Regions from separate parts of the Homo sapiens genome. Here regions 1 and 2 are each linked to region 3. A link is an interaction called in ENCODE POLR2A ChIA-PET data of the cell type or tissue named here. Cell type or tissue: PC-9. All regions are shown on one strand. Each heading gives the region's core, and the rest is flanking DNA. Links, peaks and the distances in the headings are about the cores only.

Region 1 (10,830 bases), core at 1,737-9,736, 200 kb before region 3:
TTAGCTCTACTATAAAACCTCTGTAATCTAAAACATGTTAAATGAGATCTCACCCTGGTAAATGAAACAAAGAACAATGGTAAACCACAGGCAAGTGGAAAAGGCAGTGGATTCATGCAGTTCAGAGGTGTGCATGCTGGAGCTACCTCTGTTACTGAGCAAATCACATAACACTGTAGGGCTCTATTGCCCAACCTCTCAAATACGGCTTCATACCACTAGAGATGAGCAAGCTGCTATGATCCCGTGACTAAACAAGTGAACTAGAAAGGTCCACTTTAAGTTACTGAGGTAAAAGATGGTAAAATAACACCAAGGTGGGTATATTTTTCATACGCTGTTTGATCTTATACACCATTTCAATGCCATTTTTAAAAATAGCTCTTTTTCTTACTTTCTTAGTTAAATGCAGTTATGTTTTAAAGAAAGTAAATGATTACTGAGCAATTACCCTCTATGCTGGAAATTAAGGTTTCATGCACATTCTTGATTATCCATAAAAATGAAGTCTTGTAATATTAAATGCAACAGTTTAGTCAGAAGAAGCCAAATAGGAAAAATAGTCAATATATTTGATTTGATTATAGTTACTTTCAAACAATGTATAACAAAATTAATTCTATTCTTAATTTTTAGACACTAAAAATTGTTATTGAAATCAGGTATTTGAAAGTCAAAATTGTATTTTTAGTCCATTCTGCATAGCTTGGAAATCATTTTTTCCTTAAGAAATCTCCATGTGAACAAGAACAAGGGTTTAGCCACTGCAGTAAGCTACTATTGGCATTCTTGTGCCGAGATTCTTGACTGTTAGCCTCTGCAACTGACAAAATCAAAGCCTGGCTGGTGACTGGGTGCCACTCTGTTAGGTGGGTGCCATAGGACAATGGCAGCCAGGCACAAAGGAGTGGGGAGAAAAGAGTCAGAGTACAGAAGGGTATTCCCAGACTCCCTCTGACTCATTCAGTAAATGGCAACCTCTAAAATGCTGAGCTTCTGTTTTTGAGCAGAGCTGTCAAATCATTAGATTTGTTTTTGGAATTTCAATTCATGAATATGTCCTCTAATGTTCAGAGGGCATTCTCACTGAAATATACAGTTACATATATGACTGCAGCAAAGAAATTCTTACATCCCAAAAGATTTAACAGCAATTCTTCATCAAACAATGATTCATTCCACTTTAAATTATCAAATGCTCTATTCCAAATGATACAACAAGGTTTCAGAGCTGTAAATTAGCTGGCAGACAATATCTAAAAAGACATTTTGAAGTGTGGAAAAAAATATTCAGAAAATGTGATTCATTTTCATTTAACATAATATAAACCCAATGATGAATGAACACAGGAAATTTACGATGTGGTTTATTGCAAAAAGGAAACAGTAGTATCCAATAAAATCTATGCTTTTTGCATTCCTTACAGTAATCAATTTACCCTATTAACCAATACCAGTACAGCAAATTACTGAACAAGTTCTGTAGAGAAGAAAGCCATTAACCAGGCTCCCGCTTTGTTGACGTCATTATGTGCAAGTGTGTGGTAACATCAAACACTGACATTGTTAGGTGTTCGCCACAATAACTCAGTGATTTCTAGATGGATGCAGCATAAACTGATCACAAAACCAATTCAACTATGTTACATTTATTTCAAAACACCTATAACATCAACAAATACTAGACACTTTGAAACAAAAATACATTTAAATGAATATAACTTTATATTCTAGATGTTTTTCCCCTGGAAAATAATAACAAAAGACCTTGTATATGACAATTCAATATAATCTCATATATAGGTTTAACAATAAAGCTTAAGTTGTCTCCCCCTTAAATCAGTAGGTCTCTAAAGGTATTATTTATCAGATCCTTGCTGGACAGATAATTTAATTAAATAATGGTGTTTAAGAAAAAACTATTGAGTTTTAAATTATTGTAACTCTCTGCTCTTTCTCTTGCCTTCAGCTAATCCCAATATGACAACCAAAACCAGTACAGAATCTGGTCAGTTAACATTACTACTTAATTTACCTATAAAATCGGATGTTAAATCAGTTGTTTGAATAGTGTTCAGAAAAACAAATTAGTTGTATCAATTTTTTATATTAATAACTTATAATTGCACAAAATTTCATCTAAAACTGAAAAAAAAAAGTATTTTAGCATGACCTAAAAACTGACAGTTAATTTTCAAGAGAGAAGATGAGAAAATTCCAGTATGGAGTTCACCTACTTCATTCACCCTATGGAAAGATAACAAACTCTTTCAGAACTATTTGGCAAGTGGGAACATAAATTATTACAATTACCTTAGAAAACGGTTGGGCAGAATCTATTAAAGGTAGACATATGCATACACAAGGACCCATTAATTCCACTCTCAGGTATAACACAAGAGAAATATGTACAGATGTTCGCCAAAAAAGATATATAAGAATGTTCATACCAGTACTTTTCATAATAGCCAAAAAATGGAAGGAACATAAACATCTATCATTTTGTAGAATGTATAAACAAAACATGGTATATTTGAACAGTGGAACTAGATACAACAAGCAGAATGAGCAAATAACTACATGCAACTCTGATGAATTTTACAAACAAAAGAAGACAGACATGAAAGAATATGTATGATATATTTATCTAAGGTTAAGAAGAAAGAGGAAAAATAAATTGTAGTGTAACAAGTCAATCTGTAGTGACTGTTGGGGGCAGGTAGTAACTGAAAATGTCAAGAGAGAGTCCTGAGTGCTGGTAAAGTCCTGTTTCTTCATCTGGGAATTGGTTGCACGAGTGGGATCACTTTGTGAACACCCACCAAGCTTTTTAAAACACTTGTAGGCAGAAGCTGTGGAGAACCACTGAAGCCCACCCAAGGCATACATTCATAACTGAGTATGGGTTTCTAAAGGAAACCCACCCAAGGCATACATTCATAACTGAGTATGGGTTTCTAAAGGAAACCCACCCAAGGCATACATTCATAACTGAGTATGGGTTTCTTAAGTCCCTGGGGGCAGGGGAAACAGGACAAGTGGGAAGCAGCAGGCAGGAGGTAAGACAAGAAATAGACCTGTTAACAAGCCCCAGGTAAGTGGTAGAAAAAGAGATAGAGGGGCACACAGGTTTATGTAAGAGTGAATCCCAAAACTGCAAGCACAGCAAGGAGATGCTAAACTTAGATGTCCATGGAATAAAGGGCTAGGACTTTTGGCTTAATGGGGTCCCTGCTATGTTAGGACTTCATTTTAGAATACAAAAGAAATCAACAATTTTTGATCAATGTGTATCAGATACTGTCATAAAAGCTTTACAAATAAATTATTTTACATTTTACTAGACCAAGAACACAGAAAAAGATCAAAACATATTTATTAAATTTAATTTGTCATAACCCTTACATAATAGGTATTATTGTCCCTGTCTACAAACAAACAACCTGAGCTCCAGATGAGTTATTTGTGCAAAGTTTTAGAAATAAAAAGTGGTAGAAGAAAGTTGGCCCTTTTTTTCCTTAGGGATGAGTTGGGAAGATGGAAGGAAAAAGACAAATAATCAAGTCCCCTTTTTTTAAACTAATCTCCACCCTAAAAAAAATAAATTGTCATCTTTAGAAAACATAACTCAATTCAGTTCAACACAGTGCATATTATATTAGTTAACCATTTCATCTGAGGATCAAGTTAGGATTCCTCAAACTACAAGCATTAAAATTGGGTGAAAATGAGGCTTGGATGCCAATGAAGAGGAGGATTAACCAGCTAGGATCCAACAGTGGTTTACACAAAGCACAGCTGAACTGTAAATGGTTGAATAAGTATTAGAAAGTTAGGGTATCAGCTAAAAACACTGTGAGAAGGATGGTCAAAAGCATGCCTTGAAAATATATATAGTCCAATTTATGTGTGGCTGGTCTTTTTATGTATTGGAAGAGTTATTTAAGTCTTTAAAAGAGCCCAACTCAACAGTGTTTGCCATTGTGTTCTTACTGATACTTGGTTTACCTGTTTGGAATCTTGAAAATGATGTTTCTTTTATCTATGGCATTTTTCTAATTTGGCAAACAATAGATTTTCTCCTTCTGTTTCTATTGGAGTAGACATTCAATAACTATTGTGTTTACTTAATATTATCTGTGTCAGTAAGAATGAGCACAGACCTAGATGTATGTACTGGAGTACTTTCAGTCTACTTACTACAGACTCATGAGGCAGGGAAGGACACAATAGCCTAAAATTTAAAAAGTCATAACTCTAATATGTCTAGATCTCTTAATTAGAGGACTGTGAATACAAATCCAAAATACATACCACACCAACATCTTACTATTTTCTGAAGAAACATATATAATTGAAACACCTCAGGAAAATAAAAATCTACCACAAAGTAAGACTGAGGCTATACATTTCATGTGCCACAAATCTTAAAATGTATCTATGTCACAGCTATACTGAGTGAAATTTGAGTCAACTGATCAAATCTTTCCTGTAACAAATTATTCTATAATAAAAGTCATAAGGCACAGAACTTTATGTATCAGAAAGACTGCTAAGTGTGTGAAGTCAGTATGTGTCCACAGAATCTTATTTCAACAGTGCCTTCCATTAAAAGAATATGCTGGCATCTGCACAATATGAAAACAAGACTTGTGTACTAAGTGTTCACTTTACGGAACATTTGTCATTATTGATTGTAGTAAACAGAAATCTTATTTTATCGAAACCTCTTATAAGAATAGTTAATCAAACTAAAACTCAGCATGGCTTCTGCATAGGTATATTGAAATAGTCTTGGCACATAGTATTGGAAAAAACTACATATCAGGTCTCTTCCTAAAACTTCCCTGATAAGCAATTTACCAGCTGCTTTTGAATGTTCAACAACAGTGACATCAGTACCTCTAAAAAAGCACATTGAATTTGGGGCAGATGAAACTATTAGGAAATTCTTCTCTATATTTAGTAAAATGTAACTCTTTTTAACTTCTACCTACTGATCCATTCTGCCTTCTGAGTTTAGACATGCTATACCAAGCTATTTGCCTCTCAATATCCATTGTCCTCCTTCTTCCCTAATAATAGAATCCTGGGCAATACACCTAGCTAGAAAACTACATTTCCAGCCTTCATAGCAGCCAGGTATGGCCACAAGACCAAGTTGTGGCCAAAAAAGATGAGTAGAAAGGGAATTCTGGAAAGCCTTCTTTAAAAAGAGAAGGCGTGCCCTTCCTCCACACCAAACCCACCCTTCTGCCTGCTGTCTGGAAAAAGGATGTGATTGCAAGAGTCTGAGCAACTTACCACAAGGTGATCTTGAGGATGGAAATAATCATACATGAAGGATATCAGAGTCGGAGTACTCAGTGACTTTATGGAGCTGCTTTACTATCTCCAGACTCTGTTTATATAAGAGAACAACCCTTATGTGTATATTCTTGTTATCCACAACTTAATTAGGAACTTAATTCCTAACTCACATACTGAGACTATGGATAAGTTTTTAATATTTGAAAAGCAACAACACATTTTACCTATAACCTCTCTACTTTAAAAATAACATTTTCAGCTTCCTCACCATCTGAGTCATCCTCTTCTATACAGGTTGAAGCTACTCAGAATCCTTCTTAAATGTTTCAGAATACAGCTCAATGCAATCCACCAGATGTAATCTGACCAGTTCAAAGAACAGGGGAATTATTAACTTCCTTTTTTACCCCATACCAAGACAGCCTTATGCATTAGCCTCTTCAACAGTCCTCTAGACTGAAGACTCATGCTGTGGTTACAGGCAGCCAAAAAAAAAAAAAAAAAAAAAACTAGTTCTTGTTTTGTTTTGTGTATTGGAAGTGCTGTTACACCAGACTTTCCCTGCCTTGTATATTTCAGTCTTTTTTCTCTTTAACATAAGTATAGAACTTTAGGTGATGATCAAGGCAAAAGACAGAGCCCTTCTTTTGCCCAGATCTACACTGAAGATCTCTCTCCTAGTGGGCAAGAAGCAAATGATGAATGCTCTGGGGATGCTAGTTCAACCACCTCTGAATTCCCAAAGATCTTTTTCTCTTTCTAAGAATTCAGGGGCCAACTACTGGGCCATGGGAAGCCCAGCAGGTGGAGCTCAGGAAGCCACCTTCCCCAACTACTACCACCTAGAGAGAGACTGGCAGTATGAGCTGACACAGTGAAGATGGGTACGTATGCAGGGAAAACGTGGGGATGGGGAGGCAGTCAAAACACCACCACCCATTTATATAACAAATACTTAGAAAAAAGAAATCACTGGGCCAGGTGCGGTGGCTCACGCCTATAATCCCAGCACTTTGGGAGGCCGAGGCAGGTGGATCACCTGAGATCACGAGTTCGAGACCAGCCTGGCCAACATGGTGAAACCCTCCCTACTAAAAATACAAAAATTAGCTGGGTGTGGTGGCAGGCACCTGTAATCCCAGCTACTCAGGAGTCTGAAGCAGGAGAATTGCTTGAACCCAAGAGGCAGAGGTTACAGTAAGCCGAGATCACACCACTGCACTCCAGCCTGGGCAACAGAGCGAGACTCCAGCTCAAAAAAAAAAAAAAAAAAAAAAAAAACACAGAAAAAGAAAGAAAGAAATCAGAAATCACTGTCTCTTTAAAAAGAAAAAAAAATCTATTAGTACATTGAGTGTAAGGTGGGAACTTGACTAGTGATTGATTGACAAAGCAGTGTAAATTCCATAACCACCCCATTTGCATAGATATTGATTGCAGTAGGTTCAGAAGACTGATTATGCTGCTTTTCAGATTTGAAATGAATGTCTTTTAGCTTAGGCCTTCAGAAAAACCAAGACTGCAAATGTTAAAGACCTTAAATATGCACATGTAAAAACATATTTATGATTAATGATAATTCATTAAGTGTAATACTATGCTAAATTAATATACAGAGTAAGACTGACTTGTGCTGATGGGATTATCTTGTTTATGATTATTATTATTGACTTTAAAAGAGCTATGTAACTATTTTCTGAACAAAAGGTGCAGTCTAATATACACAATGCCAAACATTGGATATTACCTTCATTGTCACTATTCATTTCCTGTAGGTTCAGTCACTATAAGAGTTCTATGTGTCTATAAATGTAATTCTATTGATTAAAAAATAATATACAGAAATATTTAAATATACATATATTAATGTATTTATTTCTGATTAAAAGATAAAGTAAATATTTTCTCAATAATTATACCAATATCCCTTAAGTTACATCATAACTAAAATTATTCAATAATTAAATTATCATTCCTTTTAATTATTCAATATGTTTATCAATCTTTTATCCAATCGATGTACTTTTTAAAAATTTATCAGGCTACCATGAAATAGGGACAAACCACATCCATTCTTTCCTTTATAGAGGTAAAGTTTTTTCCAACTAAATATTATATTCAAGTTTGGCTGACAAATATCTAGTATCTTTTACAATGAATAATCTGAGAAAATATAAATCTAGGTGAGGTTGCAGTGTGAACCACTCTGATAGCTTTTTCTCTTCCTTTTGGTAGGAAAAGAAAGATTGGCAAATTAGTACAGTTTTGTCTAGCTTTTGGTTCATGGTTCATGTCAGTTCAAGTCCCTGGTTAAATCTAAATTAAATTCAAGATGTAATGCCATTTTATTGATCTTATAAAGTTCATATTTCTATTTTACTTCAATGCTGCCAACAAGTCTAAATGTTGTGGGTGAGTTGGACAAAGACCCATGTAATTGGGTCAGGCTGACTTGTTGTGGATCACTTAAAGAACTATCTATTCAGCAGCACTTGTGAACTCACATTGTTCCAGCAGCTATGACTGTTTCTCCAAATCTTAGTCAATTCTGAATGACCTGAAAATTCTTTACCAGTCCCATTTAGCTAATGGTTTTGTCTTCCAAGTCAAATCAAGTATGGAAGTCTATAAACGATAACCCCTTTGTTTGCAGTGGTAGTTAAAACCAACATGGCCAGGCACAGTGGCTCACGCCTGTAATCCCAGCACTTTGGGAGGCCCGAGGCGGGTGAATCACGAGGTCAGGAGTTCAAGACCAGCCTGGCCAAGATGGTGAAACCGCATCTCTACTAAAAAAACAAAAATTAGCAGGGCGTGGTGGTGGGCGCCTGCAATCCCAGCTACTCGGGAGGCTGAGGCAGAGAACTGCTTGAACCCAGGAGGCGGAGGTTGCAGTGAGCTGAGATAGCACCACTGTACCCCAGCCTGAGTGACAGAGCGAGACTCAGTCTCAAAAAAAAAAAAAAAAAAAAACCCAACAACAATATTAACAATAAAATGTTTAAAGCTAAGTTCAATTAAATAATTAAGTTCACTATTGCCATATAGTCTATCTCTTTAGGTATTAAAATAATAAACTTAAGGAAAGACTTAAATGTTTCATTCCTATGTATCAAAATTGATTAATTAATCTAAATTAAAAGTACCTAACACCTTTACCTGGCTTTAGCTTTTGAGAGCCTTGGCTGAAAAATGACTGTCTTGGGCACTGTTGAATGAGATGGTCAAGCGGCCACTGTTGAATGAGATGGTTAAGACTGCAGCAGAATACAGACTCAACGTCACAGGGGGAAACAAGATTTCCTTAGGAGTTACAGTCTATCCTTTTTTTAAAATGTCATGTTTATTGCTCGTTTTTTGTTGTTGTTAAAATAGTTTTAAGATGTCCATTCTCTTCCTTCTAGTTTTCAAGCTCCATATTCCAGATCCCTCTGAAGCACACACCATAGTGAATTATTTCTTTCAGACACATTGCTTTTGGGGTACGGTAAATGACACCCCAATTTTACAATATTGCTTTGGTTTTTTGACCAATACAAACAATAGTTAAAAACATTCTACTAGAGTAGAAATATGCCCATTATTTGTACCCTAATGGCTAGCATCTTTGATTATTAAAATTGAGCTATTAGGCCAGTGCAAAAGTAATTGCTGTTTCTGCCATTACTTTTAATACCTATAATACAATGGAAAATGACTTAAATATATTTAAAAATTAAATGAGGAAAATGATTTGTGTTTCTAGTTTGGGTTTCGTTTTTAAACATGGCTATCTTTTTGCGGAGGTTGAAATCCTTCCAGATGGATCTATTGTGACTTCTCCTGAGACTTCTTTGAGTAAATACTGTGTTGTAATTTAAGATGGTCCTAGATGTTTTGATAAACCTTTTCACATAATTTAAGCAATTGTGAAAAGAATTTATTAAATACTTTGCTATTTTACTACTGGATCATTTTAATTTAATTCTGTGACCTTTGATCTTTATCAGGAATATTTGGGTTCTGGCAAAAGGAAGGTGTTTTTAAATTTTAAATTTCAATACAAAAAAATTTAATTTTTAATAAAGGTCATTAGTATCCACAATAACAATAATTTGTATTTAGACAGCATTCTTCCTTAAGAAAGAAAATTCCTTCTTTAACAAAAAAATCAAGGTTGACTAAAAACTCTGTTCTACAAAACATATAACAAAAGATATTTTAGATATAACGAACCATAATTTTATGGGAGATTAAATTTTGCTTAATTTAGATATATTATTGCTTCACAATGCACACACTACTAAGCAAATGGAGCTAATTGACCTTAACCTTGAGGTAACTGAGAAGACATTTCCTTGTAGGTAATTTAAGAAAAATAAATATAATAATATGAAAGTAATTGAAAGACAGGAGATATTATTTGATCAGATGATTTTACAAAAAAAGGATTGGGGCAGTGGAGAGGTGGCAGAGCACAGTATGAAAGGATATGGAATTACTAGTTGATGACTTCTTTTGTTAAGCAAGGGCATTAGTCTACATGATGTTGGTTCATAGAAACTTTCGCTTTAGGATGAAATGCTAAATTACCAATCTAGCTCACACTTCTCACCAGGATGCCAATATCAGTGAACAGACACTGACTATTATAGACAGATGGGCCCCATTATGCACTCTCAAGACTTCAATGACAAAGCTGGCCCACCTAGTCCACAATCTATGGACTCCTTCTTTCTATACCTCAGAGCCTGGTCCATGCTCTCATCAAGGAAATACAGTAATGGAAGGTGAAGCCAAGGGCTAGAGGGCAGCAAAAGAAATTGCAAAGGAGTATTGATACTATGACTGGAAAAGATTGTGAGGCTGAAACAGCAATATTCAGAGGGGGAGGGTTTCATTTTGAGCTAACTTTGGATTTAAGTCATTCCACAGGAAATATATATCTGTGAGACTTACAAGAGCTAACTTCTAAACTGTTCTACTAATAGCAAAAATGGCTTAAATTGACATCTGCAGAAATTTTAAACCCAAATCATCTGACAAAATAGACAAATCTTAGAAATAGATGTGTGAGTGCACCTGCTTTTCTCACAGCAGTGCATAAAAATATTCCAAACCCAGACAGACTGTAGCACTGATGCTTTGAGTCTTTATTTGACTATAAAACGGTATCCATGTGATAGCTGATGTGCCAGTGTTTTTATTTGAAAGATTAGTGATGTATTTGGTAATAAATGCTAGTTTCTAGCCTACAGTATTAGTGGCACGCAATTATATTTAATGCAAAGGAAAGAAGCTGATAGACTGCCTGCCTCTGTGAAGTCTCCAGAGCTGGACCATCACAGGGGTGTAAAAGAGTTAAAAAATGCTTTCACTGGAAGAGTTCATCATTAATGCCTGTTAATTTTCCTACTAATAACAACTTGTTTTAAGAAAAACACAGTTGCTCTTGTTCTTCAGAGCCAGCTTATCCCTAGGAGTAAAGGGGTGGTAAGAAAGAGAGAAATATGAGGAAGGCCACAATGTCACTGTGACTTC
Region 2 (10,830 bases), core at 1,274-9,273, 55 kb before region 3:
GTATGCATTTATCAAAATACATTGAACTGTAGACTTAATTTGGGAGCATTTTATTGTATATAAATTATACCTCAAAAATTATTAAAAATATAAAAATAAAACAAAACCCCAAAAACATATATGTACTTCATATGTATTAAAGGCAACAATAAAGTGTAAGGGAGAGCTTGAATCACCCTGCTGTTACTGTTATCAGTTCTCTCAACTTCACTGTGATATAGACCCTTTTTTTTGGCAGTATCATATCACTATTTTAAATTAATAGACTTTACTTTGTAGAAAATGTTTATGTTTCCAGAAAATTGAGCAGATATTATGGATAATTACTATCTATCTATCTCTCTATCTGCAACCGACTCATAGTTTTACCTTTTATTAACGTCTTGCATTAGTGTGGTACATTTGTTACAATTGAGCTAAGTTGTAGGTTATTGGTAAATATGTAAATTATATCCTGTCTGGTAGTGATTTGAATTGGCTGCCCCACCCCTCCAGTGGAAAAACCAGTTCTATCCCATTTTGCCTGGTTCATATGAGTAAAATGAATTTTTAAACATGTTCATTGGTATATCTGTATGAAAGTCATGATTTCACCCTTTTCTGAAATTATCTTTTAATAATGGCCTGGCAATTTACACCCCTGTGGCTTTTCAGTCCTAATCCTCACTGAAGTGTCCAGGACCACTGAAGGGAAGGGCAGTCCAGGGTCTTTGTAGGCACAGGCGTGGGAAAATGAGCCAAATCTTGACCAAAGGGACCTTGAATGAAGAATGGTGAAAGATGGTGAAAGGCTCAAGAAGAAGTAAATGATAAAGTAGATCAATAGCAAACTGTGATAGAAGAATGTATAACACATTTGGACAATGCAGAAAAGAAGAGTCCAACAGGATATTTGCAGCACGCTGTATCCATAATTCACTGATTTGGAAAGCAGTTGGTGGAAAATAATCTAGACAGTAAAAGAACTACAGAATCTCATAAATTCTTCAGAAGTTTGGTTCAAACACACTGTGCATTCTGGGCCCCAGGATAGACTCCCTGGTACCATGCATCAAGATATTCTTTCGTACTGGACTTTGCACTCACCATCCAGCAAAGAAAATACCACAGGGTTAATGAGATAAGATCAATGCACATGCTCCAGGGTCCATCTTTTGTTAGTAAGGGCTTGAATGTCCTTGTTTAATAATGATCTGTTTCCTTAAATGTTGTGTGGCTATGTTTACTAATCAGGAATTAATTATGATTATAGGATTCAACTGCATGTTGATATTAGTGTGTTATAATGATATTTTGCATAAAGACAAGTTTAGTCTGCAAACCTGGGAGCCTCTGGGCAGATTTAATTCAGGAAGCTGCTCTAGATTCAGATCAAATCAGGAGTTGCCTCCTGAGGCAATAACAATAATATGCACTTGCCCAGCCCCTTCATCTGCATTATCTCATTAGTGAGACAAGAGACATACTGTGGAAAGGGCACCAATTTGAAGTCAAGAAGTCATAGGGCAAGCTTTAGTCCTGTCGCTTCCATGGTATGTAAATGTTGGGCAGTCACTTACTTTCTCTGAACCTCAGGATCTATATTTCTATGAAGTGGAATCGGTAATAATCCCAGCTTTGCAGGGCTGTGGAAACCAAAATATATACATTTTTTAATTTAAGGGATTGATACCTAGAGACAATGAAATCATACCAACAATCGTTACTGTGATTGTGTAATCTGTATTTTCTAACAAGGAAAGATGACCAGGTACAAAACAGAGTGTTAAAGAATTACCTCATTGATTGTCTTGTAGAAAAACAGTAAAAGGTTATAATCAGAAATTAATCATGGTGACCTCTAGGTAGGAAGATCTTGGGTGATTTTTTTTTTTTTTTTTTTTTTAAGACAGAGTCTCGCTCTGTTGCCCAGGCTACAGTGCAGTGGAAGGATCTTAACTCACTGCAACCTCCACCTCCCAGGTTCAGGCAATTCTCATCCCTCAGTCTCCCAAGCAGCTGGGATTAGAGGTGCCCACCAACATGCCTGGCTAATTTTATGTATTTTTAATAGAGATGGGGTTTTACCATGTTGGCCAGGCTGGTCTCGAACTTCTAACTTCAGGTGATCATGGGTGATTTTTTTTTTTTCTTCATATGTTTTTGGTATTTGAGTTAAGCAAAATAATGTATTATCACTGATATGATTTTATAATAAAAATTAAAATTAAAAATAAAGAAATAAAATACTAAAAATAAAAATTTTATAATAAAAATGTTAACTTCAATTTAAAAATTAAAATTTATATCTGTGGTTTTAAATGACAACAAATTATTTATAATCTTTACTATGTTTGGACAGAAAGAAAGGATTGTCATCTGGGTATAAATTGTATCCTATTGTTCTGTAAAGGGAGTAACAATGGAGGAAAAGAGGTCAACTTCAAAGGGAAAAAAGCCAAAATGTAATGCCAGCAAAGGATGATAATGGGACATTCCAGATGGGCAGTGTCTACCTTCTGCAGTCCAGAGTTGGCCATGGAGAATGCCCCTTTGTGGTTCAGTCTTCCTCATATGAGGGGCTGATCGTATAAATATGAAGGGATAGATAGTAGAAAGATGGAAAGAAACATCCTTCTATATATATATACAAAGCAGGCATACAATGAGACGTGAATAACGACAGGGAAGAAAGAGGATACCATGAAAACTGTCCAATCCCATTAAAATTACATGCTGTCAGAATGCTGAATTTGGAGTGAGGCTGCCCACAGTTAGGAGTATTGCTACATTTTTTATGTAATGTTTAACTGTTTAATACTATGATGGTTTTAATTCTTTATGCTGTTTGATGGGTGTGATAAAGAGGAGGTAACATGCATCACCTCACAGACTTATCTCTGATATTGGTTCTTAATATACATAATACACATGCTGTGTGTAAAAGTCAGATGTTCAGTCTGGTAAATGGGGAAATGCTGGGATTTCACTTGGCTAATTGGTCATAAGGTCCTCATGAAGATGGTCCAGAGAGTGATGTAACAGCCAATAGGTGAAGTATAGCACTTGAAAAGACACAAATAAAGAACTGCAATGCCTTCCCAGATCCTTATGAATTCCATTAGTCTCATTAAGGCCATTCAGACTGAGGTTATCGGCTTGTGTAATGCTCGGCCTAGAGATTCCACAAATCTGAAGCTGCCTAAGGCCCCAGGCGGGAAGACTGGGGCATAGGCAGCTGGACAGTGCTAGAGGACATCTGCCTGGAATAAGGGCAACAGTCAAGATGTTATGAAAACACTTTGCCTGTGTGCTGCACCCATGTCACATCCCTGTATCCTTTCAATAAATGCCTTTGCTAAATGGAATGTGGGTATCTCATTTCTTCAGCTTTCAGAAATATAATTAAAACAATCTGGATTGGAATATCCAAAAGGAGATATCCAATAGACAGTTGTTTAGTGTATAAGTCCAGAGCTCATGGAAGAGGTCAAGCTGAAAATATATACAGTGAAGTTATCTCCTGTGCTTAGTTAACTTATATTAACTCTACTATATGCATTTGGCAAAAAACAAAAACATATTTTTCTTATAACATGGCCGCTAAATGCAAGCCAACAACTTCATCTGGCGTTTAACTAAAGAAACAACCTTCTGTTCCAATAGCGGAGGAAAACTGGCTGTGTAGGATTTCTTGATTGATAGTATATACATTCAAAATCGTGTATACAGTATTTTAGAGGAAATTTTAAAGATTTTCAAAGATAATTTTAACTCGGTTTTATTTTTGCCTTTCACGCTGACTTTAGATTCTAACCCCCTCAGAACAAGTCAGTCCCTGTATTTGGGTGTCATTGATTTACAGGTGATTGCAGTTCTGGTCACAGAAGAGGCTATTCTGGGGAGAGTACATAGAGTGAGAGAAGAAGAGACCTGGGGGTGAAATCTTAGGGAACATCAATATTTGAAAAGATGCTCAAATTCTAAAGATTCTTTTAGAATTAGGAGGGGCATGAGGAAAGACTAGTATCATAAGAAACCAAGAAGAGAATTTTCCCGAGAGTGGTTAACTGTCAAAAATAAAGCAAAGAAAATCAAGGAAGATAAGTGCTAAGAAGCAACCATTGGCTTTGGAAATTAAGAAGACACTGACGACCTTAGCAAAAGCAGTTTGGGTGTTATGATGGCGGATGCCTCTCTAAAAGAATAAGTAGCCCTGGCACAGTGGCTCACACCTGTAATCCCAGGGCTTTGGGGGGTCAAGGTGGGCAGATCACGAGGTAAGGAGTTCGAGACCATCCTGGCCAATATGGTGAAACCCCGTCTCTACTTAAAATACAAAAATTTGCCGGGTGTGGTGGCAGGTGCCTGTAATCCCAACTACTCGGGAGGCTGAGGCAGGAGAATAGCTTGAACCTGGCAGGTGGAGGTTGCAGTGAGCCAAGATCGCGCCACTGCACTCCAGCCTGGCTGACAGAGCAAGACTCCATCTCAAAAAATAAAATAAAATAAAAACAACAAAATGTTCAGAGTGGCAAGGAAGTGGAGACTTCAAGTTTTCTATGAAGAGAAGGAAAAAGGGTAGCAGGTAGGGAAGAATAAGAGCCAAGGAGTGTTGGGGTGGGGGGTACTTTTGTATTTCACATTTTAAATGGGTGTGACTTTGATCCAGTTTGTAGGCCAAGCACAAGAACCAGAAGAAAAGAGGAGATAATTGAGACAACACAGCCCCTGAAGAGACACAGGGTGAGTCCCAAGTACTTAGTTGTATTAACTGGAAGAAGGGCAAAGGAGAAAGATGTACTGGAAATAGATGCTTTGTGTTTGAGAGGAAAGAAATGCCAGAGAGAAAGGATTGAGGAAACTTCATTTCTGATAGCTTCCACTTTCTCTGTAACATGGGAAGTAAGCACAGCCATTTTCCTTTTTTTTTTTTTTTTTTTTTTTGAGACTGAGTCTTACTCTGTCGCCCAGGCTGGAGTGCAGTGGCGCAGTCTCGGCTCACTGCAACTTCTGCCTCCCAGGTTCAAGCAGTTCTCCTGCCTCAGCCTCCCAAGTAGCTGGGACTACCGGGGCCCGCCATCACGCCTGGCTAATTTTTTTGTATTTTAGTAGAGATGGGGTTTCATCTTGTTGCCCAGGCTGGTCGCGAACTCCTGAGGTCAGGCAATCCGCCCGCCTTGGCCTCCGAAAGTGCTGGGATTACAGGCGTGAGCCACCGCGCCTGGCCAAGCACAGCCATTTTCTAAAAGTGGGGAAGAGGGTGATGGGTGCACCAAAATGTCAGAAATCCACTACGGAATTTATCCTTGTAACCAAACACCACCTGTTCTTCCAAAACCTATTGAAATTAAAAAAATAAAATAAAAGTGAGGAGAGGGGCTTAGAAAACAAGTAAACTTTTAAAATAGATTTGAAAGAGGAGAAGCTGAGAACAGATATATAGGATTTGAGAGTATAGCTAAGACTGGATTCCTCTGTTTGTGGAGGTCCTAATTCCTAAATTTTATGTGACTGTTTTTCCCAGTACCACTCATTCTGGTTGGGAGAAAGAGTATAAAAGGGAGATGAGGCTGGGCGTGGTGGCTCACGCCTGTAATCCCAGCGCTTTGGGAGGCCGAAGTGGGCAGATTGCCTGAGCTCAGGAGTTTGAGACCAGCTTGACCAAAATGGTGAAACCCCGTCTATACTAAAAATATATAAATTAGCTGGGCATTGTGGCAGGCGCCTGTAATCCCAGCTACTTGGGAGGCTGAGGCAGGAGAATCCTTTGAACTCGGGAGGCAGAGTTTGCAGTGAGCCAAGATCGCGCCACTGCACTCCAGCCTGGCGACAGAGTGAGACTCCATCTCAAAAAAAAAGAAAAGAAAAAAGAAATAGAGAGTGATAACTAGCAGAATAGGAGGACATGTTTGGAGAGGAGGAGACTGATGTTGAAATTACAGATATATCAGTTTGTTCCAGTTGGGCACAAAGCTCAGAGATCAATCCAAGCTGAGTTGCCGATATAGAGAGGCAGTAAAGGCCCTAACCATTGAATAGGCACAGAACTATGAGAGTAAAGTAGTGGAAGGGTCATTCATGGAGGCCTTAGGGTGAGGTTGAAAGACAATGAGCCAAGAACCAAAAAGTCTAAATGAATGTAGAGGATTAAGAAAAAGATGGTGATGAGGAAGGTAGAAAATAATACCAAGGGCGACATGCAGTGGCTCACACCTGTAATCCCAGCACTTTGGAACCCTGAGTTTCACTCGCGTCCATGTGAAGAGACCACCAAACAGGCTTTGTGTGAGCAATAAAGCTGTTTATTTCACCTGAGTGCAGGTGGGCTGAGTCCGAAAAGAGACTCAGCAAAGGGAGATAGGGGTGGGGCCGTTTTATAGGATTTGGGTAGGTAAAGGAAAATTACAGTCAAAGGGGGGTTGTTCTCTGGTGGGCAGAGCGGGGGTCACAAGGTGCTCAGTAGGGGAGCTTTTGAGCCGGGATGAGCCAGGAGAAGGAATTTCACAAGACAGTGTCATCAGTTAAGGCAGGAACAGGACATTTTCACTTCTTTTGTGGTGGAATGTCATCAGTTAAGGCAGGAACCAGCCATCTGGATGTGTACGTGCAGGTCACGGGGGATATGATGGCTTAGCTTGGGCTCAGAGGCCTGACATTCCTGTCTTCTTATATTAATAAGAAAAATAAAACAAAATAGTGGTAAAGTGTTGGGATGGTGAAAATTTTTGGGGGTGGTATGGAGAGATAATGGGCGATGTTTCTCAGGGCTGCTTCGAGCAGGATTAGGGGCGGCGTGGGAACCTAGAGTGGGAGAGATTAAGCTGAAGGAAGATTTTGTGGTAAGATGTGATATTGTGGGACTGTTAGAAGAAACATTTGTCATTTAGAATTATGGGTGATGGCCTGGATACGGTTTTGTATGAATTGAAAAACTAAACGGAATAAGAGAAGGAGAAAAACAGGTATTAAAGGTCTAAGAATTGGGAGGACCTGGGACATCTAATTAGAGTGCCTAAGGAGATTCAACATAGTCCTGTCAGCAAAGATTATTTACTTACTTCAAGAGTTAAGAGTGGCAGTTTGGGGATAGCACCAGGAGATATCAGCTGTGATGGCTTGGAGAAACAGTGTAAACCGGCAGTGTAAACAAGAGCAGGGCATGTATGAGTAGTTGAAAACGGTGAATAGGAGTATGACTAGACAGAAGATAGTAAGGATGACAAGTTTTTTTGGGGCACAGTCTAAGTTAGTCTGGTGTCTGGAATGAGACTGGGGCCTAATAAAAAGGAGCATCTATACAGGAGCTCAAATGGGCTGTACACTGTAGCATTCTGAGGACAGGTCTGACTCTGAGAAGGGAAAGTGGTAAAAGTATTGTCCAGTCCTTTTTAAGTTGGTGGCTAAGCTTGGTGAGGTGTGTTTTTAAAAGACCTTTAGTCCGTTCTACTTTTCCTGAAGACGGAGGACCATAAGGGATATAAAGGTTTCACTGAATACTAAGAGCCTGAAAAGCTGCTTGGCTGATTTGACTAATAAAGGCTGGTCTGTTATCAGACTCTATAGAGGTGGGAAGGCTAAACTGAGGAATTATGTCAGACAGAAGGGAAGAAATGACTGCGGTGGCCTTCTCAGACCCTGTAGGAAAGGACTGTACCTATCCAGTGAAAGTGTCTACCTAGAGTAAGAGGTATTTTAGTTATCTGACTTGGGGCATGTTGAGTAAAGCTAATTTGCCAGTCCTGGGTGGGGGCAAATCCTCAAGCTTGACATGTAGGGAAGGGAGGGGGCCTGAATAATCCCTGAGGAGTAGTAGAATAGCAGATGGAACACTGAGAAGTTATTTCCTTAAGGATAGATTTCCACGATGGAAAGAAAATGAGAGGTTCTAAGAGGTGGGCTAGTGGCTTGGACTATAGCGTAGCCTGCCTTTGCTGGTGTGTGGCGATTAGCCCTGGTGGAACTGCCATCAATAAATCAAGCATGATCAGGGTGAGGAACAGGAAAGAAGGAAATATGGGGAAATGGGGTGAATGTCAGGTGGATCAGAGAGATACAGTCATAGGGGTCAGGTGTGGTATCAGAGAGATACAGTCATAGGGGTCAGGTGTGGTATCAGGAATAATGTGGGAGGCCGGATTGAAGTCCAGGCCAGGAACAATGGTAATTGTGGGACTTAACGAAGAGTGAGTTCAGCTGAAGGAGCCAGGGAGCAGAAAGTATATGCATCAGGTATGAGGAAGAAAATAGATTTTGGAAGTTATGAGAAATATAGAGAGTAAGTTGAGCATAGTTTGTGATTTTGAGGGCCTCTGAAAGTATTAGGGCAGCAGCAGCCGCTGCTCGGAGACATGGTGGCCAACCTAAAACAGTAAGGTCAAGTTGTTTGGACAAAAAGGCTACAGGACGCGATCCTGGTCCTTGTATAAGAATTCTGACTGTACAGCCCTGCACTTTGGCTGTGTGTAATGAAAAGGGTTGGGATGAATCAGGGAGAGCTAGAGTGGGGGCAGTCTCTAAAGCTGTCTTCAAGGAACGGAAAGAGGAGTGGGGAAAGTATTTAGGATCTACGGGGTCAGCTAGGTTTCCTTTTGTGAGTTTATATAATGGTTTTGTTAGGATGGTGAAACCAGGTATCCAAAGGCGAAAGTATCTAACTATGCCTAGGAAGGAAAGCAGTTGTTGTTTTGTAGAAGGGGTTGGGGTTTGAGAGATCAGTCGGACAAGATCGACAGGGAGAGCACGTGTGTTTTTATGAAGAATTATGCCGAGGTAGGTAACGGATGGAGAAGAAATTTGAGCTTTGGAGGGGGATACTTGAGAAAGAACTTGGCTGAAGTAATGAGGGCTGTCCTTGAAATCTTGTGGCAGCACAGCCCAGGTAAGCTGCTGAGCCTGATGGGTGTCAGGGTCAGTCCAAGTGAAAGTGAAGAGAGGCTGGGATGACAGGTGCAAAGGAATAGTAAAGAAAGCATGTTTGAGATCCAGAACAGAATAATGGATTGTGGAGGGAGGTATTGAGGATAGGAGAGTATGTGGGTTTGGCACCATGGGGTGGATAGGCAAAACAATTTGGTTGATAAGGTGCAGATCCTAAACTAACCTGCCAGTCTTGTCTGGTTTTAGGACAGGTAAAATGGGGGAATTGTAAGGAGAGTTTATAGGCTTTAAAAGGCCATGCTGTAGCAGGCGAGTGGTAACAGGCTTTAATCCTTTCAAAGCATGCTGTGGGATGGGATATTGGCATTGAGCAGGGTAAGGGTGATTAGGTTTTAATGAGATGGTAAGGGGTGCATGATCGGTCACCAAGGAGGGAGTAGAGGTTTCTTATACTTGTGGGTTAAGGTGGGGGAATACAAGAGGAGGACGCAAAGGAGGCTTTGGATTGGGAAGAAGGGCAGCAATGAGATGTAGCTGTAATCCAGGAATAGTCAGGGAAGCAGATAATTTAGTTAAAGTGTCTCGGCCTGATAAGGGAATGGGGCAGGTGGGGATAACTAAAAAGGAGTACTTATAATAGTATATGTAAGTTGGCACCAGAGTTGGGGAGTTTTAAGAGGTTTAGAAGCCTGGCCGTCAATACGCACAACAGTTACGGAAGCAAAGGAAACAGGCCCTTGAAAATAAGGTAATGTGGAGTGAGTAGCCTCCGCATTGATTAAGAAGGGGACGGACTTACCCTCCACTGTGAGAGTTACCCGAAGCTCGGCGTGCGTGATGGTCTAGAGGGCTTCCGAGGTGATCGGGCAGCATCAGTCTTCAGCCGCTAAGCCAAGAAGATCTGGGAAGGAGTCAGAGAGCTTTGGGCCAGAGTTCCAGGGGCTCTGGGAGTGGCTGCCAGGTAAGTTGGACAGTCTGATTTCCAGTGGGGTCCCGCACAGATGGGACGTGGCTTAGGAGGAATCCTGGGCTGCAGGCATTCCTTGGCCTGGTGGCCAGATTTCTGGCACTTGTAGCAAGCTCCTGGGGGAGGAGGTTCTGGAGGAACGCCTGGCTGCTGCGGTTCAGGCGTTTGGAAGTTCTTGTGTGCTGGAGATGTGGCTGGGGTTTGTCTCACAGTGGAGGCAAGGAATTGCAACTTTTTTCTATTATTGTACACCTTGAAGGCAAGGTTAATTAAATCCTGTTGTGGGGTTTGAGGGCCGGAATTTAATTTTTGGAGTTTTATTTAATGTCAGGAGCAGATTGGGTAATAAAATGTATTTTCAGAATAAGACGACCTTTTGACCTTTTAGGGTCTAGGGCTGTAAAGCGTCTCAGGGTTGCTGTCGAACGAGCCATGAACTGGGCTGGGTTTTTTATATTTGATGAAAAAGAGTCTAAACGCTAACTGATTTGGGAGAGGTCGGATAAAGAAAAAGGAGCATTAACCTTGACTATGCCTTTAGCTCCAGCCACCTTTTTAAGAGGAAATTGCTGGGCAGGTGGGGGAGGGCTAGTCACGGAACGAAACTGTAGGCCGGACCGGATGTGAGGAGGGGAGGTGATAAAAGGATTATAGAGTGTGGGAGCAGAGGCTGAGGAAGAATTGAGACCTAGCTCGGCCTGGTGAGGAGGGGAGAGGTCAGATAGGAAGATTAGAAAGACTCAGCAACGCTTGGGGTTGGGGCTGAGGGGACAGGTGAGAGGGAAAGAAGGAAGATTTTGGATGAGTTGCAGTGGGAACAGAGACTAGAGAGGGACCCATGTGTAAAAGAATGCCTGGACGTCAGGCACCTCAGACCATTTGCCCATTTTACGACAAGAATTATTTAGATCTTGTAGGATGGAAAAATTGAAAGTGCCGTTTTCCGGCTATTTGGAACTACTGTCGAGTTTGTATTGGGGTCAAGCAGTATTGAAGAAGAAAAT
Region 3 (10,830 bases), core at 1,353-9,352:
AAAAAATCAGACTTAAACTCCACCTCATCTGAAGAATGCCAGCACCAGTCTCACCCACCTTCTGACTCTACATGGGTTAGAAGTCACTTCCCTGCAGAGAGTGGCAGGGAAGAGAAGGCAGGGTAAAGAGAGAAGCAGCCAACTTCTCTCCACTTCCCACTGCATGCCCAAGCAGGAAGAGACACTTTAACTTAAAATCTATGTCTCAAGTTTTAACTATTACATAGACCTAAACACTTACTGGCATAAGTCTCTTTTTATAATTAAGTGTCCACAGTATATTTTGTTAGCTAAGAATCTATATCTAGATCTATATCTACCTGTGTGTGTATGTGTGTATATACAGTTGACCCTTGAACAACGCAGTCAAAAGTCCATATAACTTTTGACTCCCTGAAAACTTAACTACTAATAGCCTACTGTTGACCAAAAGCCTTACGGATGACATAAACAGTCCATTAATATATATTTTGTATAGGTAATATATTGTGTATTCTTACAACAAAGTAAGCTAGAAAAAAGAAAATGATATTCAGAAAATCACAAGGCAGAGAAAATATGCTTATTATTCATTAAGTGAAAGTGGATCATCATAAAGGTCTTCATTCTTATTGTCTTCATGTTGAGTAGGCTGAGGGGCAAGAGGAAGAGGAGGGGTTGGATTGGCTGTGTCAGGGGTGCCAGAGGAAAAAGAAAATCCACATACATGTGGACCCACATGGCTTAAACCTATGTTGTTCAAGGGTCAGCTGTGTGTGTGTGTGTGTGTGTACATATATATACACATATATACACATATATGATAGCCTATGCCCAAAGACAGTGGAAAAACTAGTTTCACAGAATGCGTTTGAACAGGCAGTGTGTGTGGGGTATGTGGTATGAAGGGGGAGTATGGTAAGTGGTGGTGATGGGGAAGTGAAATTGTATTTGTTTGCACTTTCACAGTGCCACTTATTCAATGTTTCCATTCCTGAGCTATCAAAATCAATAAAATACAGTATGAAAGGGAGCCAGGTCTCTTTAAATTAGATAATGCCACTTCAAGAATCTTTGTAAAAATAACTTTGATTCAATTCTAGTAATACTTTAAGTAGTCCCCTAAAGAAACGACTGTACTGTAATTTGAACATTGATAACTTTAATGCAATTTAAGCATGGCTTCACTTCTGTCTTAATACCATCTCAATCCATAGCATCCTTCTCTATATTGTTTTAAAGATCTTGTTGTTTAGGGTTCTTTGAGTTCAGTTTTAAGAAGTCAACACTTAATGAAATTAACGCAGCATTGGAATATATTTTCAAATAATTCTCCACATAGTTGGAAGCCATCCTATATAATTCCATCATACTTGATTATAACATGAAGAGAAACAAAAAAGTTAATCATGACATAGAGACAACTTCATGTCAAATAATGCCCATGAATGAGCCAATTCAGCAAACTGAATTTACTTAGCTTATTTGAACCTCCATAAAGGAGACTTAGCAACAACAGTATTTCCATATGCCAGGTGAAACCCTCAGAGGGAATAGGCCTCAGTTTAATAATGAAAGAGAAAGGAAAGGGCTGATAATTATTCTGTCTAAACAGTGTTTTGCGGCCTAACATTGATTGTGTCTTGAAATCTCCTTTGGGAATGGAGTAGGCAGCCTTTCCTTTGCTTTCACAAACCTCATGCAAATTATTTAAACATTTTTGCAATTATTTTCCTGAAATTGAGTTTTGGCCCAATGCCTAGAAACAGTGAAAAGTGACATCACACTGCACCCAGAGATGCGGGTTCCAAAAAATTCTCTGGGGATCCGTACAACAGTCTTGGAGGTCGATTTCCATATCATTGTGTAAACATGTGAGTCTATTGGTACTTCTGCTTTTAGAGAGGCTCAGATAAGGACACCTCAAGTAAGCAAATGTTTAGGCAATTTAATTCTAGTTATCTTGCTATAACTCGACTGTATGTGCAATTTTTAAAAGGTCCTTTCTAACTGTCTGTGTAAAAAATGTTTCTGTTGGCACTTTCTTAAATCCTTGATGTGTCTATGACCCCCCCTTAATGTTAATCACAGAAAGAAACCTGCTCCCCTTTTTCTATATCCTAGACCTTATATCTGGTTATTCATGAGGATAATTTTATAATTGATGCAGATGACTGGCCTAAAAATGATGACCCTCTTTTGTACTATTACTTCATGCTGAGGACAAAGAGAATACAGGAAAATTACTCCTTGGCCCAGGAAGTTTATTAAAATGCTAAATGAAGGTCTGGCGGCAGCTCAAAGAACTTTAAATAACCTTGTGGTGGAAAACCTCCAAAACCTCTTTTTACCATCAGCTTAAACTAGGCTGGCTGTGACAAAGAGTAAGAAAATAAGTAGTTTCAAGAGTGCAAAAACACATCTATTTTTAAAAGGTAGGTCCATCCAATGGTTGTGGGCAAATGTGGTGCAGCCTCCTGAGGGATGATGACGATCATTTATGGTAACGTGGGTCTGCTGGGTTCACAGCCAGTCCTCTGCAGACGCCACACGTCTGGCATGGACGTAGTTATGCAGAAGGAAGAGTAATGACACTGTGGCCGACGTAGTAGTCTCTCTTTTTCGTCAGTGCAAAACATGCTGCTGACACGTTCTGTGGCTAAAATTCCATGGCATTAAAACGTAAAGTTACATGAAGTAGAATGACAATTTCTATTCCAGTTAATTCCATTGTACCTGAGGGCTATAACTCAATGTGTGGTGTTTGCTCTATGTGGGTTCGCTGGATCCTTCTGCATTCAACAAGTTGCAGATGATCTAAAAGATGAGTCTCCAGGGCAAAGGAGTTGAGCCGTGGTTTTTATAAATGGTTGCTGGGATATTGGAAAACTCTTATGTTGAAGAAATCCACAGGGGCCAGAACACCATATACAAACCGAACAAGAGAAGCGGACCTTTTCATGGCATCCCAGAGAGAACAAAAGAGGTAGCTTTCCACTGCCTCAGAGAAGCCAAGACAGGGAGGAGGACAGCTTTCTGCAGCACCGTCAGGTAGAGCTCCTCGAGCCCACTCTGCACCTGCACGCATTGTTTCCAGCCTGCCTTCCTGACACACAGATGCATTACCTTGGTGAACATAGCTTTTCTCCCATGGCCTTGTTTCCTCCAGCCCCAGAAGCTGTCCGCACGGGGGTATCCTTCAGAAGGATCCTTCCTTCTGAAGCTGTACTGTCAAACCCTTCCCACAATTGAATTTCCCAGGCCAAACCTCAGTCAGGAACAACTTTTTAAAAACTGAGCCTGAAATCCAATATCACACTCCTGGGCAGCTAGCAGAGCGTGTCCCTTAATTCCAATACCCAGACTTGCAAAACCTGCTTTCACCAATCTTTTAACTGCAGCCCTGCTGTATCTCTTGTCCTTGTCTTGGTAATTCATTTATTATATGAGTTCATCTAAAACTAATGCCCAACTTGTTCTTATATTTTAGTCCCTAGGCTGCTCTTAAACCTCAGGCCAAAAGCTGGAACTCTCAATCCTGAATGTCCACAGTGCTGGATTCTTCCTGAGTCATCATGCACCAAGGCTGACAGCCTCTACTGCACTGCAACCTGGTCAGATATTGAGTTCCTTTGCTGTTGGACTGAACTCCCTTTCAGCTCCTGCAGCTGGGTTCGTGCCCCCACTGCCTGCCCCAGCCAAGTAGGCAGAGATAGCACCTGAGCCTGCCCTTCTAGGCTGTCCTGCCTCACTCAGATTAACTAGGCCATCTTAGGCAGTGCCCCAAGACATGACGGCTTGAGCTCAAGAGGTGGTGGCCTCCTCCCTGTTGAGCACTAACTGAAGCTGGAAAAAGAATTCACAAATGCCTATGCTGAGGTTGCTGCTTCTACCATTGTAACTCCTACGATTTTCAAGCCTTATTTAGGACAATTGATATGACATATGCTATTTACTGATCAAGTTGAGACTCTTATTACACAGTTATCAAAAATCTTAATTTTGAAAAATACTTTATGTTTTAGGAAAATAGTCATGATTTAACGTTTGAGGGGAAAGCAGGATGCAGAGCTATATAAAGCTGGATGAGCTCACTGTGGCAAACATCATGTGGGATTTGGCTGCTCAGCATCTGAACTCCCTTCCCAGGTTTGAAGAATTTCCACCACGTGATTTCTTCATGCACAGTGAAGGCCCCTCACCTTTAGAGAGGCAAGAAATTAGGAGTCTTTCTCTCACTGCTCCTTTACAGCTGGGGCAGGCATGGAGCCTGGACTTGATCAGATGCCCAGACTCACCTGGACTTGGAATTAAGAATCAGTGACCCACAGACGAAAGGGTAGTGGAAACCACATCCCATCAGGGAAAGCAATGATGTCTCCAAAGCAGGAGGGATGGCAGAGCCAGTATCAGTGTCTAGGCCAGCAGTGGCAAAGGTGCAGGCTTCAAAGGTCTTTATCACAGCAGCATGGGAGCCACGCCAGAATCATTCCACGGCACACGCTCCAGCCTCTAGCCATGGCTTATCAACCTCCCATTTGTCACTCCTACAGCCACTCTTTTTCAGCACCGGTTCCCCAGGCTTTCCTGTGAATTTCTGAGCTACCAAATACCTTCAATAAATTCCTTTCTACTTAAAGGAGTGACAGCTCATTATGTTGCTTGCAATTAAGATTCCTGACTTAATATACCAATGTTATTTAAAATGCTAAGAGAAAAGAACTTTTTTTTTTAAGAGACAGATTTTTGCTCTGTCACTCAGGCTGGAGTGTAGTGGCACAATCATAACTCACTGCAGCCTCAAACTCCTGGGCTCAAGCTACCTTTCCGCCTCAGCCTTCCAAATAGCTGGGACTACACGCACGTGCCACCATGCCCAGCTAATTTTAAAATATTTTTGTAGAGACAGGGTCTCTCTATGTTGCCCAGGCTGGTCTTGAACTCCTGGCCTCAAGCAATCCTCCCGCCTTGGCCTCCCAAAGCACTGAGATTACGGGTATGAGCCACTGCACCTAGTCTACATAAATGTTAATAATGATTATCTTGGCCAGGTGCAGTGACTCACACCTGTAATCCCAGCACTTTGGGAGGCTGAGGCGGGCAGATCGCCTAAGGTCAGCAGTTTTGAGACCAGCCAGGCCAACGTGGTGAAACTCCATCTCTACTAAAAATACAAAAGTTAGCCAGACGTGCCTGTGATCCTAGCTACTTGGGAGGCTGAGGCAGGAGGATCGCTTGAGTCGGAAAGTGGAGGTTACAGTGACCCGAGATCGCACCACTATACTCCAGCCTGGGTGGCAGAGTGAGACTCTGTCTCAAAAAAATAAATAAATAAATAAAAATAATTATTATATTTAGGTGTGGAAAGATTTTATTGGTATATTAAGTCAGTAGATCATTTTAATTTTCTTTTTTCTTATGTGTATCTTCTAAAAATTTTAGTAAAATGATATTACCTTAGTAGTCAGAAAAAAAAGTGAGTTTTAAAATTTGAGATTTCTTTACATCCCTATGTCCTTAATTGTTGGAAAATAATAAACTTGATTACTCAAATAGAATCCCTTTTTGCTTCTATTAGAAGAAGCTATCCGACAACTTTAACTCTGACCTGGGTGAATCATAGGAATTGGAGTAAGAGAAATGCCATTATATTTTATCAAAACAAACAAACAAAAAACCCTGAGACTAATTCTTTTGCCTGCTTTCTTTTTTCTTTTTTTTTTTTTTTTTGAGATGGATTCTTTCCTGCTCTGTCGCCCAGGCTGGAATGCAGTGGTGCATCTCCACTCACTGCAACCTTTGCTTCCTGGGCTCAAGCAATTCTCCTGCCTTAGCCTCCTGAGTAGCTGGAATTACAGGCATGTGCATGTGCCACCAAACCTGGCTATTTTTTGTATTTTTAGTAGAGATGGGGTTTCACCATGTAGGCCAGGCTGGTTCAAACTCCTGACCTCAGGTGATCCACCCGCCTTGGCCTCCCAAAGTGCTGGCATTACAGATATGAGCCACTTTGCCTGGCCCTGAGACTAATTGTTACTTCTCAATCCTAATATACACATATTTCAAATTTGTTTTAGAACTTGATAGTCCTTTGAAATTTGGTCTGAGAAAAAATGGACTATGTTTAGGGAACTTTAACATAATCCAGAGAAATGAGGAATGTCATCTTAGCATTGATGTTTATAAAAGTGTATATACGCAGAGGAATGCCACCCCTAGTGTTCTTTCTTAGCTTCTGATAACCAGACATCCCAACAGTCTTGTAAAAACTAAGAATAATAGTCTAGAATACTAGTGTATTGAACCTATCAGTGATTCATGCAGTTGGCCTACGTGGCTACCAATAATAGCGTGAATAGCACAGAGGAAAATGTATAATGTCCTTCCTTAGAACAAAAGCCCAGCTACTAAGAAAAAACAAAGCCCGCCATTGTTAGGAAGTGGTGATAGTCTTGCTTGTCCTTGTGAGAACACCCAGAGTTTTTTGGTGTTCCAGCTTCACACTAGGAGACTGCCTACTTTTGACCATGAGTGAGAGATTCAAGTTACATCAGATAATAGTCTCCTGCCATTCCATCAACAGTACTGAGAAAGAAGTCAAGGGAACTCTGAAGATCTGAAGCAGTTGTGGTCACTGGGTTGCTGCGACCCTCAGAGTGTTGAGACTGTATTGATCATGCCAACAGAAGCAGCAACGCATAGTGGAGAGGAAGGAGAATGGAATTTAGTCCAATAGACTTGGTGTTAGAGCCCAGGCCAAACATCCATCAGCTAATTGCATGAGTTTCTCGCCTCTCTGAGCTTCAGTTCACTACCTACGGAATGCAGATAAAAGACCATCTCATGGTGTTAAAGGGGATAGTGTATATAGAACTCCCAGCATAGTTTCTGGCTTATAATGAGTACACAATAAATGTAAGTTCCTTTCCGTCTATGACCCCTTTCCCTCTTATTTTTCTGGGAAAATCTTTATCTTTTACAAATACTGACTTCAGATAAAGTTTCTGCAATAAGATAGTTAATTTCTTTAAATCTCTCAACTCTGGTAAAAGGCTGTAGTTACTTTCTAATTATTCCTTGGAAAGAGATGCCTTTCCCAAACCAGGAAAAATTGTTGATAAAGGGAAACAATCTCAAATAGCTTAGCAAACGTGTTAAGTCAACATTGCACGCAACAAATGTATTGTCATTTAACATGTAGGAATCAGTATTAAAATTCAGGAAAATGGTATTAGAGCTCACGGGGTTGAAACTGGTTAATTTATGAGGTGTGGGTGTGGATAATTAGCTTGGACATTAAGGTATAGCTTCCCATACCCTCCCAAACATCATTTTTCTTGCCAATGTGTAAATGGGACCCTAGTCTCTGCTTGAGATGACACAAGAATAGAAATGTGGAAAAGGAAAATCAAACTGGAAAAGAAGCCGTGTCAAAAAAATCAATAATTTTGCCACTGAGAAATTGGTACCATCCTTATCCAAGAAGGGGTGGAAAGGTCAGACCCAGCTAACTTGTGTGATAAATGAGTTTATAAAGTAGGCTGTATCAGGAGACTAATTTAATTGGCTTCTTTAAGTGTGATAATACTCCACACTTCCAACAGATTTTTTCCTTTATTAAAATCTTAAAGCTGAGTGTAAGGCACACTTTGTCTACCTTAATGATATAAACAGCACCAATTGCTGCCAGGGCATAAAAGAATTCATTATTATTATTACCAACATTTGACCAAAATATTGAAAACAATATGTTTTTGTTTTTTCTTTTCTTGACAGTTTAGACGATTCCAAGTCATACAAGGACAAAGAAAATATATATTTGTCCTACTACCCCTCCGGGATATTTGGGCCCTCACTAAATACCCACTTCTGTTGCTCCCAAATTACAAATTAAGTAAACAAGCTTAGATTTAAATTAAGGAGTTTGTCTGTACACTTAGATGTGCATTATTGGCTTTAAAACTCAGTTTTCCTTATCTGTACTAGTGGAATGCTATCAGCTTAGGTCATAATCCTCTGGCTATCACTTTCTACATGAAGAGAAAGACATTTGTGAGACAATACCAATTTTAAACATAATTTTATACAAGTTCCCTGCCTCTTTTTTTCAGAATAGTTGGTAGATAGAACAGCTCTAGATTAGGAACACAGTAAAAACAAACAAACAAAACCTATGAAACAAAGAACCAGACAACATTTGCCTTTTAGAATGTTAAGAAAAGGGATAAAAGCCAACACAAGGTTAAATCCCCATAAAGTTTTCATGGAGAACTGTGTTGGTGCACCACATAAATGAGTCTGAGCTTGGAACTTCCGGATCTAATTTGACCTGTAAGAAAAATATTGAGAAACAAGGGGGAAAGATCCGATGCAGCATTAGATCATGTTTTCTGGTAGTAATTGATAGGGATGGTAATAGATGTTATACAAAACAGCCATCCAAAAAAATAAATAAGCAAATAAGATTTTAAGATCCAACGCAATTAGGAAATTCTATATTAAACAGGGTGAAATGGGTTTTTCTCTCCAATTTTTGTTGTTTTAAACTTCAATAATCCTCCAAACCTCTCATAAGGCACATTGAAATCTTCAAAAGAATAACAGTAATGGTAGAATTCTTGTTCAAGGAAAAGCTAAGTTTACACATTAAAATAGGTAGCCTGATGACACTGTCCTAAGATTTATAGGTTTTCTGTAATGAGTATGAAATACATTTTTCATCAGGAATAACAAAAAACCCTCTCCTTTTCTCACCCTTACATGTAATCCAATAGTATATCCTGTGAGCTCTCCCTCCAAAGTCCATTCTGAATCCAACTCCTGCTTACTGGCTCCCAAGACCACACCTCTAGATGCAACGTCCCCCCTATAAATGGTCACTTGGCCAGCCTTCCTGCCTCCCTCCTGTCCGTCTGATTTATCCTTCCCAGAGCAGCCAGCTGAAAGAATCTTCCTGACGTGTAAATCACATATATCTGCCCTGCCTGCAGCCCTCTGCAGGCCTCTTCTGCACCAGGACGTGCCTGTGCTCCTGGGAGCCCTCCAGGACCCCGCGGCGTATCTACTCATAGCCGCCCCACCCCTTGTTCCAAGTGTGCTGGCCACCAGGGCTTCTCAGGTCTCCGCACAAACCGAGTTCATTCCACTCTGGGGGCCTTTGCTCTTGCTGTGCCTTCTGCTAAGAATACTTATCAGGGAACCTACCCCGATAGTCACGTAGGTTCTTTTCTGTTTTCCCTAAGCATCAGCCCATTTGAGAAATAAAGGGACAGAGTACAAAGGAGAGAAATTTTAAAGCTGGTCATCCAGGGGAGACATCACATGTCCGTAGGTTCTGTGATGCCCCACAAGCCACAAAACCAGCAAGTTTTTATTAGGGATTTTCAAAAGGGGAGGGAGTGTACGAATAAGGTGTCAGTCACAAAGATCACGTACTTTACAAGGTAATAGACTATCACAAGGCAAATGGAGGCAGGGCAAGATCACAGGACCACAGGACCGGGGCGAAATTAAAATTGCTAATGAAGTTTCGGGCCCCATTGTCATTGATAACATCTTATCAGGAGACAGAGTTTTGAGAGCAACCGGTCTGACCAAAATTTATTAGGCGGGAATTTCCTCTTCCTAATAAGCCTGGGAGTGCTATGGGAGACTGGGATCTATTTCACCCCTACAGTCTACAGACCATAAAAGACGACCACACCCGGGGGGGCCATCTATAGACCTATACCCCCAGGTGTGTTTTCTCTTTCCCAGGGATGTTCCTTGCTGAGAAAAAGAATTCAGCGATATTTCTCCCATTTGCTTTTGAAAGAAGAGAAATATGGCTCTGTTCCGCCCGGCTCACTGGCGGTCAGAGTTTAAGGTTATCTCTCTTATTCCCTGAACAATTGCTGTTATCCTGTTCTTTTTTCAAGGTGCCCAGATTTCATATTTGTTCAAACACACATGCTCTACAATTTGTGCAGTTAACGCAATTATCACATGGTCCTGAGACAACATACATCCTCCTTAGCTTATAAGATGACAGGATTAAGAGATTAAAGTAAAGACAGGCCTAGGAAATCACAAGGGTATTGATTGGGGAGGTGATAAGTGTCCATGAAATCTTCACAATTTTTGTTTAGAGATTGCAGTAAAGACAGGCATAAGAAATTATAAAAGTATTAATTTGGGGAACTAATAAATGTCCATGAAATCTTCACAATCCACGTTCTTCTGCCATGGCTTCAGCCAGTCCCTCTGTTTGGGGTCCCTGACTTCCCCCAACTTCTCTCCCTTTCTTTTTATATAAATGTGCCATGGCGATGAAGGCTTGTTCATTCTCTTGATTTTGACGCAGGATTCTTTGACTGGTCCGGCACACTAAAAGCAAGCCGATTAAACAGAGAAATATAATTCTAAAATTTACTACGGTGGAGCCCCCAATAGACTTAATCCAAGTCGTGGGGTTTAATCCATAAAGATTTTCTGCCACCTGATCTAACGCCTCAGCTCCAGGCACAATGGATAAGTGAGCTTGAGAGGCTTCAAAAATTTGTTTCTTTAATTTAGTTACGTCCAGTGATAAATTATCTTCCCTACCCAGAAGGTGTCTTTTGACCATTTCCCATGAATGATCATTCTCATTATAGAAATACGGGGTGATGCAGAAATCTGAAGTATTCCAATCGCACTGCATTTGCATGCGATGCTCGAGACTCACTACCCGATCTCCAAGCCAAATAACAGACTGTCTTAAATCATTAATTTGATTTGCCAATTTTTGATCGATGCCTTGTTGAGAATTCCACATTTGGGTGGAATTGGCTTGCCAATCATTAACAAAATGAGCCGTTTGAATGGATTGGT

Evidence for each region. Peaks named below come from ENCODE experiments on the same cell type or tissue, not always from the same donor. Only the 100,000 strongest peaks of a DNase experiment are listed, where the experiment ranks them.
Region 1: POLR2A ChIA-PET joins it to region 3 with 24 read pairs; 2 of 35 experiments call an interaction of 5 or more read pairs at or near these places.
Region 2: POLR2A ChIA-PET joins it to region 3 with 10 read pairs; 2 of 35 experiments call an interaction of 5 or more read pairs at or near these places.

The regions. Positions count from the first base shown.
Region 1 is chr5:82,095,762-82,106,591 of GRCh38, reverse strand. The region is part of intron 3 of ATG10 (autophagy related 10); the gene reads right to left. Among named protein-coding and RNA genes, the nearest start is that of ATG10, 130 kb to the right of the region's middle. In PC-9, for the core only: no CTCF peak of the experiment used is centred there; no DNase peak of the experiment used is centred there.
Region 2 is chr5:81,954,632-81,965,461 of GRCh38, reverse strand. No RefSeq gene overlaps it. Among named protein-coding and RNA genes, the nearest start is that of ATG10, 12 kb to the left of the region's middle. In PC-9, for the core only: no CTCF peak of the experiment used is centred there; no DNase peak of the experiment used is centred there.
Region 3 is chr5:81,899,942-81,910,771 of GRCh38, reverse strand. It overlaps LOC124901018 (a long non-coding RNA gene), which reads right to left. Exons shown (of 6, transcript XR_007058843.1): 6 at 9,278-10,344. Among named protein-coding and RNA genes, the nearest start is that of ATG10, 67 kb to the left of the region's middle. RefSeq lists enhancers at 8,577-9,174, 9,175-9,773. In PC-9, for the core only: no CTCF peak of the experiment used is centred there; a DNase peak (open chromatin) is centred at 5,631.